2 separate regions of the Homo sapiens genome follow, and region 1 is linked to region 2. Evidence: read pairs that join two places in POLR2A ChIA-PET (ENCODE). Cell type or tissue: K562. All regions are shown on one strand. Each heading gives the region's core, and the rest is flanking DNA. Links, peaks and the distances in the headings are about the cores only. Region 1 overlaps LINC-PINT (long intergenic non-protein coding RNA, p53 induced transcript). Region 2 overlaps LOC105375508 (a long non-coding RNA gene).

Evidence for each region. Peaks named below come from ENCODE experiments on the same cell type or tissue, not always from the same donor. Only the 100,000 strongest peaks of a DNase experiment are listed, where the experiment ranks them.
Region 1: POLR2A ChIA-PET joins it to region 2 with 11 read pairs; 2 of 35 experiments call an interaction of 5 or more read pairs at or near these places.

The regions. Positions count from the first base shown.
Region 1 is chr7:130,931,127-130,941,510 of GRCh38, forward strand. The region is part of intron 6 of LINC-PINT (long intergenic non-protein coding RNA, p53 induced transcript); the gene reads right to left. Among named protein-coding and RNA genes, the nearest start is that of LINC00513, 23 kb to the left of the region's middle. In K562, for the core only: no CTCF peak of the experiment used is centred there; a DNase peak (open chromatin) is centred at 4,612.
Region 2 is chr7:130,837,886-130,849,866 of GRCh38, forward strand. The region is part of intron 3 of LOC105375508 (a long non-coding RNA gene); the gene reads left to right. It also overlaps the pseudogene LOC100133252. Among named protein-coding and RNA genes, the nearest start is that of MIR29A, 33 kb to the right of the region's middle. In K562, for the core only: no CTCF peak of the experiment used is centred there; a DNase peak (open chromatin) is centred at 4,686; H3K27me3 peaks cover 6,078 bases.

The DNA.
Region 1 (10,384 bases), core at 891-8,890, 92 kb after region 2:
GATTCAAAATGAGGGGTGGCAGCAAAAATTCTGACTCGCAGAAGGTTGAGAGGGTGCCTTTTTCAAATGTATTTATTTTACAGTTCCAAGAAGGTAAGACTACCTTCTGTTTTGATTCATGCTTCACCATTCCCCACTTAAATTTTTAAAAATTACATCCTTGCCTATGTCTGTCTTGCTATTTGACTGGTCACTCCCAAACATAAACTGCCCTAGTTTGAAGCTTCCCAAAGCCAAGCAAAGGTGACAGACTAGTACAAAGAAGGCCGCTAGTGAGTTTTTACTGAGTGAATCTACATTGTTCCATGGCCTTGGTCTGGATATAGATTCTAAAGCTTCTTACACTGACACAAATGGAGTTTCTAGCTCTCCAGGTAATTTTCGGTGAAAGAAAATTATAGAAGAAGGCATAAACCTTGGCTCACAAAATAAATACGCACTCAGACCCATGTACTTCATGAAACATACAAGCCCAGAGCTAGACCATGCCATCTGTTTTATGAGGAAAAAAAATAAATTCACATGATTTACTTACTTTAGCTCTGCCAGAAATCATCAGCATCTACTTGCACAACTAAAGACAAGAAGACAAGGCAGATGGAGGCTAAACACCGAATACTGCCTAATTTTGATGTATATTTTTGGGTCAAACCTCTTATAATTTACTATTTCCAAGAGGGAAAATAAGCTTATATAATGGCACTGAATCATTGGCTTCCAGTTATGGGAAGCAAAGGAAATTAACCTCAAGGGGAAAAAAATGCTACAAATATAAATAATATAGTTTCTGTTTACGAAGCAGTTTTTCATGTACTGCCATTTCTTTCTTTTTTTAAAGAAGATATGTTTACAAAATAGGTGACCAACTAAGGTAGGTGTGTGTGAAGAGAGGCAGTGAGAGAGAGGGGATCCTGAAATTCTTTTCAGTAAAGGAAAAAGATAATTTTAGGGATGTTTTTAAAAATATATAACTTGATGAATTTTTTATAGCATGAGTATTATTTAGGTGCTGTCCTAGACCAGTGTGGCGTATAGGCTATAGAAGATTGGTCCTGAATGCTAATGGCAGGGATGAGTGTAAGATCATCAAAACTTATTTGTGGGAAGGAGAGCTACTGACAGAGCCATGTATTACATGACTCCAGTCTGGGCTGATAGGCCTGCCTTAAAGCATAGCTAGAGGGCAGGCACGGTGGCTCATGCCTGTAATCTCAGCACTTTGGGAGGTTGAGGCGGGCAGGTCACTTGAAGTCAGGAGTTTGAGACCAGCAACATGGTGAAACCCCATCTCTACTAAAAATACGAAGATTAGCCGGGTGTGGTAGCATGTGCCTGTAGTCCTAGCTACTCAGGAGGCTGAGGCAGGAGAATCGCTTGAACTGGGGAGGCAGAGGCTGCAGTGACCCAAGATTGTGCCACTTGCACTCCAGCCTGGGTGACAGAGTGAGACTCCATTTCAAAAAAAAAAAAAAAAAAAAAAAAGCATAGATAGACAAAATGTCCTGGAATCACTAAAATGGATAAATTATGATATCCATAAAGTGGATAAGTTATGATATATATTCACACACTAGATACACACATTATGATATATTCATATATATCGTGAAGGCTAAACCCACATGAGTCCATAACACACTCACAGGTCTGTGCCCTTTGGCCCTGGCCCTCTCGCCATTCGGAAGCGATCACAGAGAACACAATGAGTCTGTTATTCGCTCAATATACAGTCATGTGCAGCATAACATTTCAGTCAATGGTGCACCGCACCCATGATGGTGGGCCCGCAAGATTACATGGAGCTGAAAATTCCTATTGCCTAGTGACACTGTAGCCACTGTAACACACTGCAGGGCTTTACTTTTTCTATGTTTAGGTATGTTTAGATATATGAGCACTTACCATTGTGTTACAATGTATTCAGTACAGTCGTACTGTACGCCACACAGGTTTGTGGCCTAGGAGCAATAGGGCCATATCATATCGCCTAGGGATGTAGTAGGCTATACCATGTAGGTTTATGTATATACACTCTATGATGTTCACACGATGACAAAACTGCCTATCCCCATTGTTAAATGACACATGACTGTATGTGCATTAAGTACCTACTGTGTGTCAGGTAGTGTACTTGGCAGGTGCTGAAGTATGGTGGTGAATCAATGGAGAAAGTCCCTTATGGAGTTCATAGTCTATGGGGAAGAATGGTGAGCTCCAGTATAGATACCCAGTATATACAGAGAGAGGTCCAGTACAGACACCCAGTATAGACATAGCCAAGTGACCAAGAGCACTGGCTTGGAGTCATTCAGATGAGGTTTAATCCTTGGTTCTGCTACTTGCTTTGGAAATGTCACTCCCTAATCACTGCTTACTTTATATGTAAAATGGGATGGTAATGCCAGCCTTTCAGGGCTATTGAGAAGATTCCATGAGACAATGTTTATAAAGCACTTACAACAGCATCTAGCACCCAACAGACCTAATAAATGGGAGTTATGATGATTGTTCTCTCAAAGATCCAAGGGACACACACAAAGAGGTTTGCTATTTTCTCCCCCAGAACACACCCCAAAATGCTGAACCAGGAGCCAACTCATATCACCACTTTATCACGCTCCTGTATGACCCTGGGCAAATCAGATGCCCACCAGTGTCACTAGGCTAGACAGCAAAGTCTAGTTGCTAAAAATATACTCCAGCAGGTGGTCTACAGTGTTGCTGTAATGGGAATGTTTTCTGTTTTTCAAGGAGCTAAGAAGCATTATCGGATGGTCTCTTGAAAAATAACTTATAAGCATTTTCTCTTTCAATACAAGCCCTACCAAGAGCACACTACCATAATAAATATTCTGGACAATGGTTCCAAAGGGAGAGATGAAAAGCTGTGCTCGGGGCATTAAGCTGAGAAGCGGTGGAGTAGTCAATAGCACAACCTCTGCAGCCAGGCTGCCTGAGTCTTCAGTCCAGCTCTGTCACTCACTAGCTGTGTAGCAATGACCACATCGCTCACTGGACTCATTGCTTAAAATCTGTAAAATGGGATAGTATTATTCCCTATCTCATTAGGTAGTTGTAAGGATTAAAATCACTAACACCTGTAGGGCAACTAAAACAGCACCTGACATACAGAGAACATTCCATAAACATTACCAATAATTACGCATGGCAAACTCAATAACTTTATTACCTTGCTAATAAAAACATGAGGGCCAAATAGCAAGAAAGCGACTGAACTACACCAGAGGTTTGAAACTTGAGTTTTCTCCTTGGCTCTCCCATCAACTGTCTGCATGACTGTGGGTACATCACTTCCCTTCTATATTTCACTATTCTCATCTATACAAAAAGCAATATACGCACACACCAAGAACACCTAGAGAAGCCTGATGCAGCTTTCTGCTAATACCAACTGGAGCCAAACAACTTAAATTTATTTATCTTCCTATCTGCATTAGTCAGGGTTCTCCAGAGAAACAGAACCAAGAGGGAGAGAGGGAGAGGAAGAGGAAGAGGGAGAGGGCGATTGAGAGGGAGATTGAGATTGAGAGAGAGAGAGACTGAGATTGAGATTGAGAGAGAGAGTGGTGGGGGTGGGGGTAGATACTGATATTTACCTTAAGGAACTGGCTCATGCAATTACAGGGACTGACAAATCCACAATCTTCAGGGCATGCTGGTGACCAAGGGAAGAGTTGATGTTGCAGTCTTTTTTTTTTTTTTTTTGAGACAGAGTCTCACTCTGTCGCCCAGGCTAGAGTGCAGTTACATGATCTCAGCTCACTGCAACCTCTGCCTCCTGGGTTCAAGTGATTCTCATGCCGCAGCCTCCCAAGTAGCTGGGACTACAGGCGCCTGCCACCATGCCCAACTAATTTTTGTGTTTTTAAATAGAGACAGGTTTTTGCCATGTTGGCCAGGCTGGTCTTGAACTCCTGATCTCAAGCGATCCACCCATCTCAGCCTCCCAAAGTGCTGGGATTACAGGCGTGAGCCACCGTGCCAGGCCGATGTTGCAGTCTTGAGTCTGAAGGGAGACTGGAGACAGAGTTCCTTCTTCTTTAGGGACTTCAATCTTTTTCTCTTAAGGCCTTCAACTGATGATATATGAGGCCTACATACATTACAAAGGATAATCTGCTTCACTCCTTCTACTGATATAAATGTTAAACCTCATCTAAAAAACTACCTGCACAGCGACATCTAGACTGGTGCTTGACCAAGTATCTGGGTACTGTGGCCTCGCCAAGCTGATACATACAATTAGCCATTACACCATCCTTTCAGAAGGGGTGATGCCCACACCGAAGGAAAAAACCTCTAGACTCCACAGCCATTTAATCTTCTATTGGAGACCATAATCGAGGCAAGGAATTCAGATGAGGCTACTCTTTTCTTCACAGGTGAATTCCAAGCGTCTCACAGCTTCCAGGGCATTTCTTGTTCTGGTTCCTGCTCACCTGTCTTATCTCCTTGCTCTTCCCTCCATTCCAGCCACACGTGGTTTTTGGTTTAAAGACACTGTGTTCTTATCTTGCTCTGCCTGAGTACGCGCTACTTCCACGGCCTGGGGTATGCTGTTTTCCCACTTTTTAACTGGGTCCTCATCATTTGAGTCTCATGTTGAGAACCACAACTGCCTCTAGAGAGCTTCCCTGACCTGACAAGGTTAGGCCAGTAAGTTCCCACAGCCAATCTGCACACCTCCTGCCTTACACTCAAGCCACGCCATCAGGGCTCCCTCCCAGCCTGGCAGCTCCGTGAAGGACACACCTCTCTTGTTGGTCACAGCATTCATGCTGCCAAGCTGGTCCACGAAGACACAACAAATAGCTGCTGAATAAATAAATGAGGATGCAGATGGTTCTTAAGCCTTGACCTTCAATCCTCCCAATGTCCTTGAGATTCGGCTCCATGTCTCCAACCACTTGCTGGACACCTGAAGGCGGGAATCTCACCAGCACCTACACTGAATATGCACAGAGTGGACAGAGCTTGTCTTTGCTCTCACGTACGCTGTCTTCCAAGCCTAGTACAGTAGAAAGAACACAGGCTTGGGGGTCAGGGAGGCCTGTACTGAAGTCCCTGTTCTAGATCCTGTTACAACTGTACAATTTTAGACCAATTGCTAATTTTCTCTGACCCTTAGTTTTCTCGTCTCTGATATAAGGATGAAAATACCAACCCACAAGATTAGGAGGAGATTAAATGAGATAATAGCTATGCAATGCCTGGCAGATGGCATAGAAATAATGAATGGCACCTGGGTTCAAAGCTCTGGGGGCATTTTTGCTTCCCATCGGCCAACCCCTATTATCTAGGCAGTTCCTAAATCCCATCTCATAAATTCAATTTCTCCATCTAGTGGCCTTCCCCTCACCCAGGCCCTCCCCACCTCCCTCCTGGACCACAACAGCAGCTCTAAAAGGCTTCCCAGCTCTGGCTATTTCACAGTCCAGAGGCACCCACATGCTGATCCCCGCAAGGCCTCTTCAGGATGGGGACTCTAGCCACTCAAATTCTTCCATTGCTCCCCAGTAACTTAAGTTTAAATCATTTAGTCACGTGCCATTCAAGGCCCTCTGGGTTCTGGCCTCCAAGGACCTTTGCTACCTGATCTTCTCCTTAGTGGTTTACACACATCATTGCCCAGCAACTACAAATCGATTCCTGCCCACTCTGCACCCCGGCATTTCCCATCCCTACCTATGCCTTTGCTCATGTTTCCTTCAACGAGGATACTCCAAGACCTCAAGTCCAACATTACCTTTCTTTCAATGTCTGGCTCAAAGGCTCTTTATCCATGAAGCATTTCTTGATCATCCCAGCCACAGATAAACACACAACCTTTCTTTTCTATGAACTTGTGGTATGTTTATCTCTCTACCTTTTATACATTTCTCTTTCTCTCTGCATTTATTCTTTGTTTTTCTTTTTTCTAAGACATCTTGTTATAGCATCTCTGCATTTATTCTAATTTTATCTGTGCACAGAACCTTAGCTTCAAGCTCCTTGAAGGGTAGCATCGTGTCCCAGCCTACACTGTCACACTCAGGAGAAGCACCCAGTAGATGGTGGCTCTGTATCTACCTACAGAGTGCCACTGAGGAGCACAGGCCTTCAGGTCTGTAGCCCATCAGCTGAGCCTTCGCATCAGCTCCTAGAACAGTGCCTGGCATAGAGCAACACCCAGAAATCATTGTTAAATGAAATTATCCACAAGGGAGTCACCTAGTGTCTACATGATAGAAATTCTTTCCCTGTAGAATATAACATGAAAGGGGGTGTGAAGAAGCCTTCTCTCTCCCCATACTTCCAGATGCAAGAAAGCTTCACGTTAACTGTCTCCCACAAGCTATATAGCTACTCTCGGCAATAAACATGACATATAATACTTTGGTGCATTTGGCGTGTCAAAAATATTCAATTTTAACATGTCAGAAAGAATCATTTTTCAAAAACAGTCTCCTTTGGAGAAGAGAGTTATTCAAACAATATCCAAAACCTTTTTGGATCTCACATTTTGAAGAGGTCCAACTTCCGTTGGTTAAAAAAAAAAGTCTATTATATAATGAAAGCCTTACAACTGACTGAGAATTATAGAATTTCAGAAATAAATCCCAGTCTGTTCATCCTTAAAATAAGAAGCTATTTTTCAGGGCTTTCATGTCCAAAATTATATTATGTAAGCCACTTCATAAATCATGTACACAACAATTCTCATTTTTCCATTAAATCTCTATTTTGAAATTTAATTCACTCATCCATTTTTTCAGAGATGGGATCTTGTTCTGTCGCTCAGGCTAGAGTGCAGTGGTGTGATCATAGCTCACTATAGCCTTCAACTCCAGGGCTCAAGGGATCCTCCTGCCTCAGCCTCCCAAGTAGCTAGGACTATAGATGCATGCCACCATGTGTGGCTTATTTTTTTATTTTATTTTATTTTTTTGTAGAGATGGGGATCTATGTTGCCCAGGCTGGTCTTGAACTCCTGGCCTCAAGTGATCCTCCCACCTCAGCCTCCTAAAGTGCTGGGATCACAGGTATGAGCCACCGTGCCCTGTCTTTTTATTTTGACCCCCTCTTGGCTCTAACAGCACACGTGTACCTCTGTTACAGGACATCAGTCTACAGTGCTACCTCTTTTTATAGTCATTTATCTCACTAACCTGTGTCTTTCTGAAATGCCAGACCCATGTTCACTTTTGAATCTACAGTACCTTCTACTGAAATGTAGTAGCTGGCTCAGTCCATGTTTATAACATGAAACAATGACTTGAATCAGTGGTTTGATCACCTACCATATTCATGAGACCTAACTATTGGCTCCCTCCTACCCTCAAAGGACAGAGATTTCCCACCGCTGTGGATAGTCAAAAGAAGATAGAAAGTTCTTAAGTGCTTCATTTAATGTGTTTATTTAGTCCCCTTGAAATAAATACTGATGGGTAAAACCAAATTAAATCACATGCTAAAAAGGATAGCCAGTCAAGTACCTAGCTGAGTATCTAAAATTAGTACACACACACACCAAAAACAAAAACAAAAGCACGGAAAAAGCCAAAAAGCCCTGCCTATTCAGCCCTGTGTACCCTTCACTGACTAGGAAGTGACCCACTTTTCAGGTATCATCCAATCATACAAACTGGGCATCAGTGTCGTCAGAAGCCCACACATGTTCATCTCAAGACTCAACAACATAAACACGTCTATGTTTCCAAGAAAGCTCGTTGCAAGTTGGTGACAAATTTGGAAAAAAAAAAAAAAAAAAAAGCTCTAAATAAAATTACAGACATGACTTTCACATTTGAGCTCTCCAAATATATTGTTATGGGTTTAAGAAATACCACACTTCTGTGTCACAAAGAGAGTTCTAAAAACCAGTATGTTCTGAGAAGTCCATACCTGCTACTTGGGAACTAAACAAGGCTTGTAACAACTGAATCTCTTTAGAAGACTGTTAACACCTTGCTTAAGTGTGTAAAAATTGAAAATAAACATAACTGAAGATTTGAGAATTTTTCAGTTATAACACAGTTCTTATGAAAGATGGAAAATATTTCATATTCTCTTATATATTTATAAAAACAGCAGATATTTCTTCTATTTACAGAGGTGGAAACGAAGGCAAGCAAATGCAGTCATTTTGTTGGAGGACTATTCTACATTTCCAAAGCAATGAAGACATGACCCCAAACTAAACTCTCCTGCAACGTATTCTTACAAGAAAAAGGCTAAAAGCCTTATTGCTTAACAAAAGCTAAACAATGTGAATTATTTCAATAACTGGTCCAAAAAGCTGCAGCAGGCCACTGAGTAACTTGGACATCTGTTGCCATGCTTGTTCATGCTTTCCCCTGAGATGACATATATGTATCATCATTAATAGGTGTCCTTGATTTTGATAAGAACAATATTCCTGTACATCCCCACATCTCCTGTACATAGCCATGTGCTGCCATCTTCTGATTATGCCCAGTGGAGTGTAAACATTTTTTCATGAAAAAGCAAAATCAATAAAAGTAAAACTCCCCACTTTTCCTGCCAGTAGTGCCCTTGGTAACAAACAGGGCAGAGACACCAATACAGAGATTACAATACTCTCAGACATAATTCAAGCAGAACTTTAAATGGATCAGTGCATGTTATAAACTTTCTTTTTTTTGCAAGTGCCAAGCGTGCTTATGCTACTATTCATTCTGAGATAGACAGATCATCAATGACCTTCTGGGTCACTGACTAGGGAGAAAGCTGACTATAAAAAAGAGTGGGAGAAAAATAAAGTGGGGGTTGCTTCCTTCCACCCTAGACCCCCTACTGCCTTGAATGAAAGAAGACAGATGGCAGCCACCTTTCCCTTTAATTAGGAGGGGCAGCTTAGAAGGGACAGTCCTGCTCACTTGGCACTATCTTTAACAAGACTGTTTAGATGGCAATGCTCTGCTCATTCGCCCTTCTTTCAAACTGTTCTTAATTTTTCACTTACAAACTGAATTTCCGTAAATTTAATGGTGAAACAATTACAGCTCTGACTACAACGCTATACATAAATGACACACTTAAAGATGTTTGCTGAATTAAAAATTCACAGATATTCCTATAAAGAGGCTGGAATGTTTCAAATGAAATACAGCTACCTCCAGTCCTATCAGCACCACTTTGAGATAAAATATGAATTCCCAGGACACAGAAGCTCTAACTTAAATTCACAACATTCCATACTAGACATAGAAGTAACACCCCTGGTTTCTGCTTTCCAGTTCCACACTCCAGTCGTGCTCCCACCTTTTACCTTCAAGGTATTGCTGTTCAAGTTGACAAAAAAAAAAAAAAAAAAAAAAAAAAAAAATTCTACAGTAAAAATCAGTCCTAAATGTAGAAGGGAAGATCATTTAATAACAAATCACAAACCACTCTTCATCTCTATTTGCTCTGCATTTTCAGAAACCATAGAACTTTATATTACAAGTTAATCAATCCACATCACATCTCTGGAGAGAGGATCAGCATAAAAAAACAAACAAAATGGAAAACAGGAGCCATGTGTCAGAATTAGGCTAGTGTCACAGGATCTTCTATGGAGGTGACGAAGCCTCTTCATTATTTTCTAGAGGCAATTAAGCACATTTTCCATAAATCTACATGGCACAAAACTTTCTAACATGAAAGTAAAGTTTAGTTGCTGTTGACAGGGTTAGGTCTCTATACATTGTATCTCATTTTTATATTAAATTTGTTTTTATCAACATCATTAAATAATTGATATTCTCGCAGCTCTTTTCCATTTCCTGATGCGTTTTTAAATTGCAGCCTCTTGTCTGTGACACCTTCCCACCTAGTTTCTGCACAATTCCTGCACAAGGACCCTCTGCGTTAACATCGGTCCTGGGGAAACCCACTGTGCCTGCTTCCAAATGGAAATCAGGGCGGCGAACTGGGGCTGTTTTGCTAGAGGTGCTCCTGGTCATACCATGCAAAACGCCTTGTCTGTGTCATAGTCATTTACCTAATGGCAAAGTTCTTGGACCATTTAGAAACAAAACAAAACACTTTTTGTTTTCTCCTTGATAATAAATTTCAATCTCTTCCTATCTCTAAACAGCAAGCCGGCACACTAGATATGGGAAGAGGGAAAAGATAAAAGAAGCAATCAGCTATTGAATAAACTATATCCTACTTCCCAATGAAGGGGAAAAAACTTGGCATTTGCCGGATATTGAGTGTCTAATAACATTAGCAAGAAAAAACACGCAGGAGAGACTAACAAAGAAACAAACAGAACTTACTTTGTTTCCCAGCACAGTAAGCAGGTCGGCAATGAGATGACGGCGATTCCTTCCTCAAGGTCCCTGCTTTCACTTTAAAAGCTGTGTGAGTGCTTACA
Region 2 (11,981 bases), core at 1,666-9,665:
ATAATACATGTATCAATGTTAATGTTAAGGTATATTTGTGTTGTTTTCAGTTTTAGGCTTTTGGAAACAATGCTTCTGTAAATATCCTAGTACCTGTCTCATGGGTGTGAAGTTGCTGAATCGTAGGATGCATGCATGTTCGTCTCTGCTAGATCATGTGACATTGTTTTCAAAAATGATTTAAAATGCGCTCCCAACACTGTGAGTTCCAGCTGCTCCATATGTTTACCAGTGCTTGGTATTGTTGTACATTTTTTTTTTGTTTTGAGACGGAGTCTTGCTCTGTCGCCCAGGCTGGAGTGTAGTGGCGCGATCTCAGCTCACTGCAAGCTCCACCTCCCGGGTTCACGCCATTCTCCTGCCTCAACCTCCCGAGTAGCTGGGACTACAGGCATCTGCCAACTCGCCCAGCTAATTTTTTTTTTTTTGTATTTTTAGTAGAGACAGGGTTTCACCGTGTTAGCCAGGATGGTCTCAATCTCCTGACCTCGTGATCTGCCCACCTCGGCCTCCCAAAATGCTGGGATTACAGGCGTGAGCCACTGCGCCCGGCCTGTTGTACTTTTTAATTTTTGCCAATCTGGTGGGTGTATGATGGTCTCATTTTGTTGTTGCTTTGATAACTAATGAAGTTGACCACCTTTACATATGTTTTTTGTTTATTTCTTTAGTTAGGGTATTCAGTTTATACTTACTGCCCCAGCATAATTATTAAAATGGTCCCCCTTTCATTCTCTAACATGTCTTGGTTTGGACAACACATTGTACGGCACCCTAACCTTAGTGGGGTCCCTCCGCTAACATGGAAATTTCCTTCTTGCTCGTTAGTGTTTAGGATGATGTGGTCTGGCATCTCTGAGGAAAGAAAAAAAAATGGGATAAATACAGAAGATTGAGTAAAAACCAGATGAGAGGGAAACCAAACTCATTAACTGGGATTACTCAGTCTGACTCAGGATGACCATTTCCAAAATAATGTGTGATGGAGCTTTCAAATGGGTACAAAGCAGATGAGTTTGAGCAACATAATCCAGCAGTAAAAGTGAAAGAATTTGTTTACCCATTTCTCAGAAATGACTCAAGGCACGATCATTATTTGAAAGCTGGTCACAGTGTCTGCTGCAACCACTCACTCCCCTTTCAGTCTGTAACAAATCTCTTAAAAGCTGACATGTGAAACCAATAGTATGTTTCTTACCTTGAGATCATCTTGTGAAGTTTCTTACTCTATTTTTTAAAATGTGTTTGTTAGATTTTATTTTCTAAGTAATATTGATTAAAAATATTTATACACCTACTTTTAAGTCCACAGTTTAGCACTCTTATTTGTATGGCTTTAAAAGTTATAGCACAGGGTCTTTACATTAAGGACTGGGGGAAAAGATTCCATTCAAAACAAAGCCTGATAATTATAGACATGTTTTTCTCTGTACTTTATTTTAAATACATTAATTTTTAAACAATGCTCATCTTTTTTTTTATCTGGTGGTAAAATACTAGTGCAACTTTTCATCAAAAGAAAGTTGACCACAGATGTAAATGAATTTTCCCAATTGAAAATTGCCCTTCAGCTGCCACTAAATAAAATTTCTCAACCTAACTTAAGTGAAAAGAACTGGTGGTTGTCATTATAAGTAAAAATATAAAGTATCATAGCATTGTCTACATTGCTCCTTACAATACAAACTTTGAAAGAACCAGAGATGCTTTATAGGAGTTTAGTCGGTTTTGAAAAGGCACGTGTGTGTGTGTGTTTTAATATTCTAAAAATTTTCCCACCACCACTCTTTGTGTTGCAGAGACAGCATCGGTGACTACAGGGCTAGACAAGAACATTTGTTCAGACTAAAGAAAGCCAGAAGCCAAAATTCAGCTGCACAGTAACAATGTACTTTTCATCATGCAGCCTTGTGTTTCCTATATATTTGATTTTCTACTATGCATTAGAATACATAAACTTGTATTCTAATGATTTAAGTTTGATTTCACAATATGGAAAAAATTTGAGGAAGAACATGACCTGGGAAAGAGAAAAGGGAGAACTTTTACCACAATGAACATAGATACATTCGTACCCCACTATATGATAAGAATATAATCCATTTAAGTTACAGAAAAGATCTCTTCAGTTATGGGAAAGATCCCTCTGCTGTGGCATTAAGTTTGGGGAGGGGAATTGACTTGTTCCAACAGAAACAGAAACAACAGGAAATAGCTTAACTTTGGTCCACTTGTCTGTTAGCTGAACGACAGTCATACTGCCTATAATCGGTTCAGAAACCCAACAATTATATTTTAAAATATATTCATGTGTAATTTCATTCTAAAACTGGCATAGCTGTTCTGCCCTCATTCTCTGCCTTTTCAGCTTCAGAATGTGCTGTCAGCACGGTCTCTAATCCTCAGCATCTTCGTGATCTTCCCTGGCAGCCTCAGCATCTGCTTGGCTAGGCTCTGTCTTCTCTTGGGTCATGATTTCTGGGGTCATGTGGACGAAGCCTGCTTCTGGAAGTTCACTTTGTACTTCCACTGGCATCTGATTTTCCCGTTCCACATGCGGCTCCTCTCCGTGTACTTCAGTACCTTCTTCAGGCTGAATTCAGCCCACTGCTAGGTAACTCACTTGGACCTGCTCTGGAAGCTCACTCCTGTGTGTCGGGCACCTGGCTATCCCTGCGTGGTTCTGGGTGGACGTGTTCCACGATCGCTTGTGCTGAATCCACCTGGACCTGAAACAGTGGGAGCACGTGTACCTCCCAGCTTGTTCTATAATATCATTGATGTCACAGGTTCAGCTTGTACCTGTGTTTCTGCTGAAAGAACTTCTCCCATTACTAGACGCTTTGATATATTGTATCACTGAGATGCCTCCTTAATTCATTTCCTTGCATAAACCACAAGTCACATAAAGTACAATGGTTGGGTTTACCTCTAGTATGTATTACTGAGTGATATTTGAACTGGTTCTAGCTGTTAAACACACTGTTGCAGACCTGGCACTCATGAGCTTCTTTCTTCCTTTTTTTGCCCCTACTCATTTGGCATGCAGTGAGGTGACATTTGAGGGGGCTATTTCTAGCAAATTGTTCATGACAATTTGGATATTCAAAAGGTTTTTCACCTGTTCTTTAAAATGTCCAGAATGGTCACACTGTTTCTCACAGTACTGACATACATGAATTTTTCCACCAGTTCTTTGCTTTTTTTTTTTTTTTTTTGAGACGGAGTATCGCTCTGTCGCCCAGGCTGGAGTGCAGTGGCGTGATCTCGGCTCACTGCAAGCTCCGCCTCCCGGGTTCACGCCATTCTCCTGCCTCCGCCTCCCGAGTAGCTGGGACTACAGGCGCCCGCCACCACGCCTGGCTAATTTTTTGTGTTTTTAGTAGAGACGGGGTTTCACCGTGTTAGCCAGGATGGTCTCGATCTCCTGACCTCGTGATCCGCCCGTCTCAGCCTCCCAAAGTGCTGGGATTACAGGCGTGAGCCACCGCGCCCGGCCTCTTTGCTTCTTACTGCCTCCACCTTCTTCAAGGTGGTAACAATTCAGGTGCTGTTTCCATGCGCTCTCCTGAAGATACCTTTTGTTGCATATTTCACAGTTGAAACTCAGTGAAGTGTGATTTCATGTGTTCCTGTTTGCTTGTGGGGTCAGATTGCACAGCTGTCTTCCTCTTTAATCTGCCCTTTTCTGTCACCTTGGTGGTACTGAAACAGGAAAAGCTCCCTTATCCCCCTCACAGGGTGTGTGATGGGGGCGTGGCTAGCTTCTTCGGTGCTGCTGCTCAAACATCTAGGGGGGCAGGTTGTGGTCGTGGGCTCCAACCCCACGGCAGTGTCTTGGGGGAAATGTTTCCAGCTCCTGAAGCCCCAGTGGGCGTGTGTTACAGGTGCTCTTTTAATTTTGCTGTCTGTAGGCGGCTTGTGTCAATCAGCTCACTTAGACCCTCTGCCTTATCACAAGGACAGAGGGCTTTCTGTATCCCAGGGTTCTTGCCCTAGTGTGCCGGAAAAATCGGATCACATGTGGGCTTGGGGAATGAGTGCAGGGTTTTATTGAATGGTGGAAGTAGCTCTCAGCAGATGGATGGGGAGCCAAAAGAGGGATAGAGTGGGAAGGGGGTTTTCCCTTGGAGTCGGGCTGTTCAGTGGCCAGACTGTCCTCCTACCACCCCTGCCAAATTCCCCTGGGCATCCGCGTTGTTCTGCCAGTTGATGGCCTGCCAGCGTGTGCAGGTGCCTGTTCCTGTGCTCTTCCATTCCCCTGCTCCTCTCGATGCCTAGCCGCCTGTGTGCCCTTCTGCCGCTGTGTTCCTCTAGACATCCCACTGCTTGTGTCTATGCCGCTAGGGTCGGGGGGTTTTTATAGGCCCAGGATGGGGGGTGTGGTGGGCCAGGGTGGTCTTGGAAAATGCAACATTTGGGCGCGAAAACAGGAGTGCCTGTCCTCACGTAGGCCCGTGAGCACGGGCCCAAGGGGGGAGCCCTCACCAGGGACCCCGCCTTTCTCTATCCAGCATTTCCCTGCCCCACTCTGGTATCAGTACTTGCTGGTGATATCTGGCAACAGTGCTGGAGCAGAATCATCAGAGGAACCTGTGCTCTGTATGTACTTTATGGACTGCTGGGCAGAAGCCCTTCCTCGAATGTTTCCATGCCTTCATCTTCTGCTTCAGTCGTGTCTTCGGCATTCTCTACCTCAGTTTCAACAGAGTCTGACTCTGCAGATAGCAGTGACTCAGCGATAACGTGAAGTTTCTGCAATTTTACTTTTTTTGGCCTCACTTTTTCCTGTGGTATTTTCCTTTAATGAAGTTGAGTTTTGTTTTGTTTTGAGATGGAGTCTTGCTTTGTTGCCCAGACTGGAGTGCAGTGGTGCGATCTTGGCTCATTGCAACCTCCGCCTCCTGCATTCAAGCAATTCTCCTGCCTCAGCCTCCTGAGTAGCTGGGACTACAGGTGCCCCACGCCCGGCTAAATTTTGTATTTTTTAGTAGAGACAGGGTTTCGCCACGTTGGCCAGGCCGGTCTTGAACTCCTGACCTCCGGTGATCCGCCCGCCTCGGCCTCCCAGAGTGCTGGAATTACAGGCGTGAGCCACTGCACCTGGCCTGAAGTTGAGTTTTCTTTGTTCCTAACTTCAAGGGCTTTGATGGCTTCTAGCATTTGTAGATGTTCTGCTGCTTTCCATACATCGCTGGCTGCTTCTCCTTGTATCATTAATTTTGCTGTACATGTGAACTCAATTGAATGGCAAAAGGCCATTTTACTAATACCTTCTATCTCCACCAAAGGTTCTTGGGTAAACTCTGGAAAGAATTTGTAGAAGGCGGCCGGGCCCAGTGGCTCACCCCTGTAATCCCTTTGGGAAGGATTACAGTAATCTCTGTAAGCGTTTTGGGTGGCTGAGGCAGGCGGATCACCTGAGATCAGGAGTTTGGGACCAGCCTCGCCAACTTGGCAAAACCCTGTCTCCACTAAAAATACAAAAATTAGCCAGATGTGATGGCGGGTGCCTGTAGTCCCAGCTACTTGGGAGGCTGAGGCAGGAGAATCGCTTGAACCCGGGAGGTGGAGGTTGCAGTGAGCCAGGATCGGGTCACTGCACTTCAGCCTGGGTGACAAAGTGTGACTTCATCTCAAAAAAAAAAAAAAAAAAAAGAATTGTGGAACTTACTGCAAGCAGCCAAAACGGCCTTGTGAGCCTTCAGATGGTGTCCGTCCACAATCAGGGTGATGTCAGTAAAGCGGTCCTGCCCTCACTGTTCATTCAGTTGGTCGAGGATCTTGTTATGACGTTCACGGAACTCCTGTAGGTGTTGCATCGTCTCTTCAGCCTCCATGGCTGTTGGGTTGCTCTGCCTCATGCTCTGCCCTCCTTCCTCTTTGTCCCTCAGAGCCTCTGGTTTTGTGCTTTCTCCTCCCAGGGCATAATGTGCCCCACAGCTTTCCCTATCTCTAAACCGTGGCTCTCCCTCCATTTCCCCCACAAGAGCCGGGTGCTGCCTCTGCTCGGGCCCCGCTGGTGCACGTGCGCTCGGTTGGACACACAGGCGGTCTCGGCCTCTTTCTCTACTTTGAAGACTCGGCTGTAATTGTGCTATTAAACTTCTTCCATATTATACTCAAAAGCAATGCTTCATTTCCCCCCAAAAGAAGAAATCAAGTAAGTAAAAACATGTTATAATTTATATAGAAGGGTACTTTGCATTTGTTAAAATGCTTTATAATGGTTCTAATCTTCTTCCTTAAAGAAACCCTGAGAAAGCCTTTCTTTCTCAGCTGTACAGATGGAACAGGTGAGGGGAGGGGACGCAGAGGTGTTGCCCAGAGCTTCTGAGTCCGTGGCTGAGCCCAAATCTCCCAAGGCAAATATGACAAATGTTATTTTCTCCTATTTATAAAGCTCCCTTACAGCTGGAGGGATTTTCTTCTAAATCTACTAAACATTGAAGTACCTAAAAACAATAGTCCCACATTTGGAAACAGACCAAGGGTGTGAAGTTTTAGCTCTTGTTTCTAAGGTTATAACTGACGACCAGACTGGGGTTAATTATGCACCCAAATGATAGTGTTTCCTGCCAAGGACATTCTGATTCACTGCTTACCAGATCAGGTAATGCTGGTGGCTAAGCTCCTCCACCAGGCTTTTAGGGTCTCCTAAAGACCCTAAAAAAAAGGAGGTGTCTTCATTCTCACTGGCTCCAGCCAACCCTTTAGATTGCTAATAATTCAAATGTGGAGCATTCAGTAGCAAGAGGATTGTGCGCTCATTTATTCATAGCACTCCTTCCCCAAACTACGTTGGGAGACACATCAATCAGTGTGTTAGGAAGACCTGATGGCTGTGCTGTTCAATATGGCAGCCACCAGCCACATGTGGCCATTTAAATTCTAATTAAAATCAAGTAAAATGTAAAAGCCAGTTGCTCAGTTGCACTAGCAATGTTTTGAGTGCTCAGTAGTGACATATGCCTGGAGGCTACCGTATTGGGTAGTGCAGATATAAAATATTTCCATCACTCCGGAAGGTTCTATTGGACAATACTGCTTCTTAGTGTGTTATGGTGAGTAAGACTTCCCAAATGGTCTTGGTATCTTCTGCCATGCGGGCTGCTGGGCTGCCTCATATCCTTTTTTTTTGGTTTATTTGTTCATTTGTTTTTTTAAGAGACAGGGTCTGGCTCTGTCACCCGTGCTGGAGTGCAGTGGTGCAATCATAGCTCACTGCAGTCTGAAGTTCTGGAGCTCAAGTGATCTTCCCACCTCATCCTCCCAGTTAGCTGGGACTACAGGTGGGTGCCACCATGCCTAATTTTAAAAAAATTTTTGTAGAGGTGGGGTCTCATTTTATTGCCAAGGCTGGTCTTGAACTCCTGGGCTCAAGTGATTTTCCCGCTTCAGCTTCCCAAAGTGCTGGGATTACAGGCATGCACCACGGCACCCGGCCACACGTCATCTCTCACTGTTTCAAAGCCCAGCCCCTTGTTGGCACCATCCCAGGCAATGAGTCTTCCCCAGGGCCACCCTGCCCTTCGTTTTTCTCTAAATTCCCTCACCTTCATGGGAAGCCTCTTCAAAATTAGAAATTTGCAAGTATGTGTAGTTCTGTTAGCTGGGTGAAGCTCTTGATCCCTTGGGTCCCACAGCTGTCTTCTGTCAGCGAGGCTCACACGTCTGTGTCCCTGGTCACAGGTGCGAGTGGGGCACATTCCTCATCCTCTCCACCCCCGCATGCCCTGCCCTCCAGGGGCTCTGTGCCCATGGGCGTTCCCCAGGCTTGCCCACTGCTCTCATCTGTTTCTCACATCTCTGTTTCTCCTCCTGGCCAAACCCTCTACATCTACAGCCGATTGTTTGCTGATTAGAAGCTGTTTATGTACTTAGCAGAAAGAAAACTTGCCATTTCTGAAGGAAGAAATGAGGCAGCAAATGTGCAGGGGAGAACAAGATTAGGCAGGATCAAAAGGCAAAGGCAGGATGCTCACAACAAAGCTGAAAATTATAACCCTGATGGTTCATTCTCGTGGAATTCACTGGCTGCCAGCACACTATGGGTGTAACCGTAAGGCCTGTGGATGATCTCTCTGCCTTCTCCCTGGCTCTCATCTGGTAACATCCTCTCGCAGTGCTCGAGGTCATCGTTAAAACATGAGAGAGAACAACACGACGATGAACTAGTTTGCTTGGATGCAAGTATTTGACCAGTTCTTTCATCCACAAATCTGGAAATAAGTAAATGTATTTTATATTTGAAAAGTATGAGAAATATGGTCTGAAAAATTTCTCTCTCATGCTTTTAAAATATATTAAAATATTTTAAAATATTTTAAATAAAACAAGCAAGAGCACAGAGTTAGGTATATGAAACATCAGTCCTTAGTCACTGTGTTGGGGTTCTCCTGAGAAACAGAATCGGACATACATAATTATATGTGTATATATATATATATATATTTATACACATATATATGTGTACGTGTGTATATAGATATACCTATGTGTATACATGCATGTATGCAGATAGGTATGTGTATAAATATATACATATGTGTGTGTATATATAGAAATATATATATACACATATATAGAGAGATTTATTTTAAGGAACTGGCTCTTGATTGTGGGGGTTGGTAGGTTGGGGCTGGCTAGCGGGCTAGAAATTCTGGGAGGAGTTGATATTGTAGTCGAGTCTGAAGGCAGAGTTCCTTCTTCTTCAGGGACCTCAGTCATTTTTCTTAAGACCTTCAACCGACTAGATGAGACCCATCCACATTATGAAGGGAAATCTGTTTTACTCAAAGTCTACTGATTTAAATATTTCAGTATTAATCACACCTAAAATATATCTTTATAGCAACATCTAGACTGGTGTTTAACCAAAACTGAGCATCACAGCCTAGCTAAGTTGACACATCAAATTAACCCTCACTGTCACCAAACATCTAATTAACAGGATGGCTGAGTGTGTTCATTGGCTCAGGCTGCCATAACACAGTACCACAGGCTGGGTGGCTTCAACCACGGAGATTCGGAGATCAAGATGTGGCCAGGGATCGTGTCTTCCGAGCCTCTCTCCTTGGCTTGTAGATGGCCGTCTTCTCTGTGTGTTTTTAGTTGGTCTTCCTTCTGTGTGTGTCTGTGTCCTAATCTCTTTTTATAAGGACACTGATCATGTTGGATAAGGGCCTACCCTCATGATCTCACTTTAATTTACTTCCTACTTAAAGACTCCATCTCCAAGTACAGTCACATTCTGAGATTCTGAGGTTTAAAATGTCAACGTTTGAAGTGTTGGTGGTGCGGAGGACACAGTTTAGCTCATGACAGTGGGAAAACAGACAATTCCAAGGTGGTAGTGGGTATGCATTGTGCTGAGAAGGGCCGAGTTCAGTGCAGTCACTTGCAAGTTATCTTGATCTGAAAACAGATGATCAGTTTGCGTTGATAAATGGATAACTTTCCCTGTGTGCCTTAAAATTGCCTTCACATTTAAAGAATGAGTATGTATGCGCAACTGTTAGGCTGAAAAAAAAAGTTGTACTATTAAGTAGACAAACAGTTTGCTACCTTGAAATGCAGAGATAGGTATGACTCCACATGGTGTCACTGTAGATATCAGCATCCTCCTTCTCCAAAAATAATAAAGCGAAGCTGCTGGATGGGGCTGTTGGCTACTCTCTTTGGTGGAGAGGTTCACTACCTGTTGTTTTTACATTTATATTTTATTCTTTTTTTTTTGCCACAGGGTTTTGCTTTGTCACCCAGGCTGGAGTGCAGTGGTGCGATCATGGCTCACTGCAGCCTCCAACTCCTGGGCTGAAGGGATCCTCCCACCTCAGCCTCTGAGTAGCTAGGACTACAGGTACATGTCACTGCATCCAGCCATCTTATTTTTCGGGGGTGAGGGGAGCACTTTTTGGAGGTGGGTGGGAACATTCTTTCTGGCGTTTAAAATTTTTTCTTTGTGGAGACAGGTCTCACTACATTGTCTAACCCGGTCTCAAACTCCTGGCCTCATGCAGTCCTCCTGCCTTGGCCTCCAAAAGTGCTGGGATTATAGGCATGAGCCACCACGCCAGGCCTTGCTACCTGTTTTTTATTTTTTATTTTAGATTCAGGGGTGCATGGGCAGGTTTGCTACAAGGGTATCTTGTGTGATCCTGAGGTTTTGGCTTCTATAGATCCTGTCAAGCAGACAGTGAACATAGTACCCGACAGGAAGGATTTTCAGCCCTTGCCCCCCTCCCTCCCTCCCTCCTTTTGGAGTCCTCAGTGTCTATTGTTCCCATCTTTATGTCCATGTGTACCCAGGGTTTAGCTCCCATTTATAAGTGAGAATGTGCTATATTGTGTTTTTCTGTTTCTGTGTTAATTCGCTTAGCTACCTGTTTTTAATACTTAGACTGATGTAGTCCTCTTCTAGATGAGTTGTAAGATTATTGATTTGTTTTCTAATTAGAAAAAGTAATACTGTGGCTCATTGCAGAAATTTGAAAAATGTGTAAAAGTATGAAGAAATAAAATATCAGAGCAATTTCACTATATATTTGAAAAATCGCTTGATCCATTAGTATCTTTCTTTCTAATCTCTTTTTCTAGGCATATGTATACTTTTTCAGTAAAATTGGGATTACACTAAATATAGTGTAATATTCTGCTTTCACTATAATAAGCATTTCCCTGTTGATTATTTTTGTAAAGATGTAAATGGTTATATGATGCATTTATCCATATCCATGAAGGTATCCATTCATTTCACACATTTTTTTTTAGCACCTTCAATGTGCTCTGCCTTGTGGTAAGTCCTAGGAATGCACTGATAAAACAGACGGGGATCCTGCTTTCATAAAGCTTTCCCCACTTTCTGGATGTATGTATTTATTTAACCATGTCTTTATTTCTGCTCAGAGAGACTGACTTAGCCGAGAGGAAGGCATTTTTGTCCTTTCCCCCTTCCTGCTGCATGCCTGGAATGGGAAATGCTGGCTCGTACTTCTACAGCCATCTTGGAACACAAAGTAACACTGAGGATGGAAGCTAAATATTGAATATAGGACATATAGGAATCTGGTCCCTGTACAAACCATGGAGAGAGTTCATGGGCCCCAGATTATCCACACCAGGACTTCTCCTGTGAAACAAAAACTTCTAACTTGTTTAAATCACTGTTGATATGGGTATTTCTGTTAAATGCAGCAAACTCATTTCCTAATTGATACAATGCTGTTTGTACAGAAGCTTCAAATTTGTTTTTTTGTTTGTTTGTTTGTTTTTTTTTTTTTTTTTGAGACTAAGTCTCTCTCTGTTGCCCAGGTTGGAGTGCAGTGGCATGATCTTGGTTCACTGCAACCTCCACCTCCTGGGTTCAAGCAATTCTCCTGCCTCAGCCTCCCAAGTAGCTAGGATTAGAGCACCCACCACCACACCCAAATTTTTTATTTTTTATTTTTATTTTTGCTAAGTTTTGTATTTTTAGTAGAGACACGGTTTCACCATGTTGGCCAGGCTGGTCTCAAACTCCTGACCTCAAGTGATCCACCCACCTTGGCCTCCCAAAGTGCTGGGATTATAGGCATGAGCCACCGTGCCTGGCCAGAAGCTCCAGATTTCTGTGTCATCAAATATATAACATTTTATCAACCCTGAGACACATCTTTTCTTACAATGCAGTCTCTCTAGAATCAGTATCATTTAATATGTCATAGTTAAATAACTTTTTTTATTGAGGTAAAATTTATATAACATAAAATTCATCATTTTAGCCATTTAAAAGCATACAATTCATGACTTTTGGTACATTCACAATATTGTGTAACCACCATCACTACCTAATTCCAGAACAGGAAATTCTGTACCAGTTAAGTAGTCACTCCCCATCCCCTGTCCTCCCAGCCCCTGACAACCATTAATCTGCTTTTTGGCTGTCTCGATTTGCCTATTCTGGATATTTCATATAAACTAATGAATACAACATGTGATCT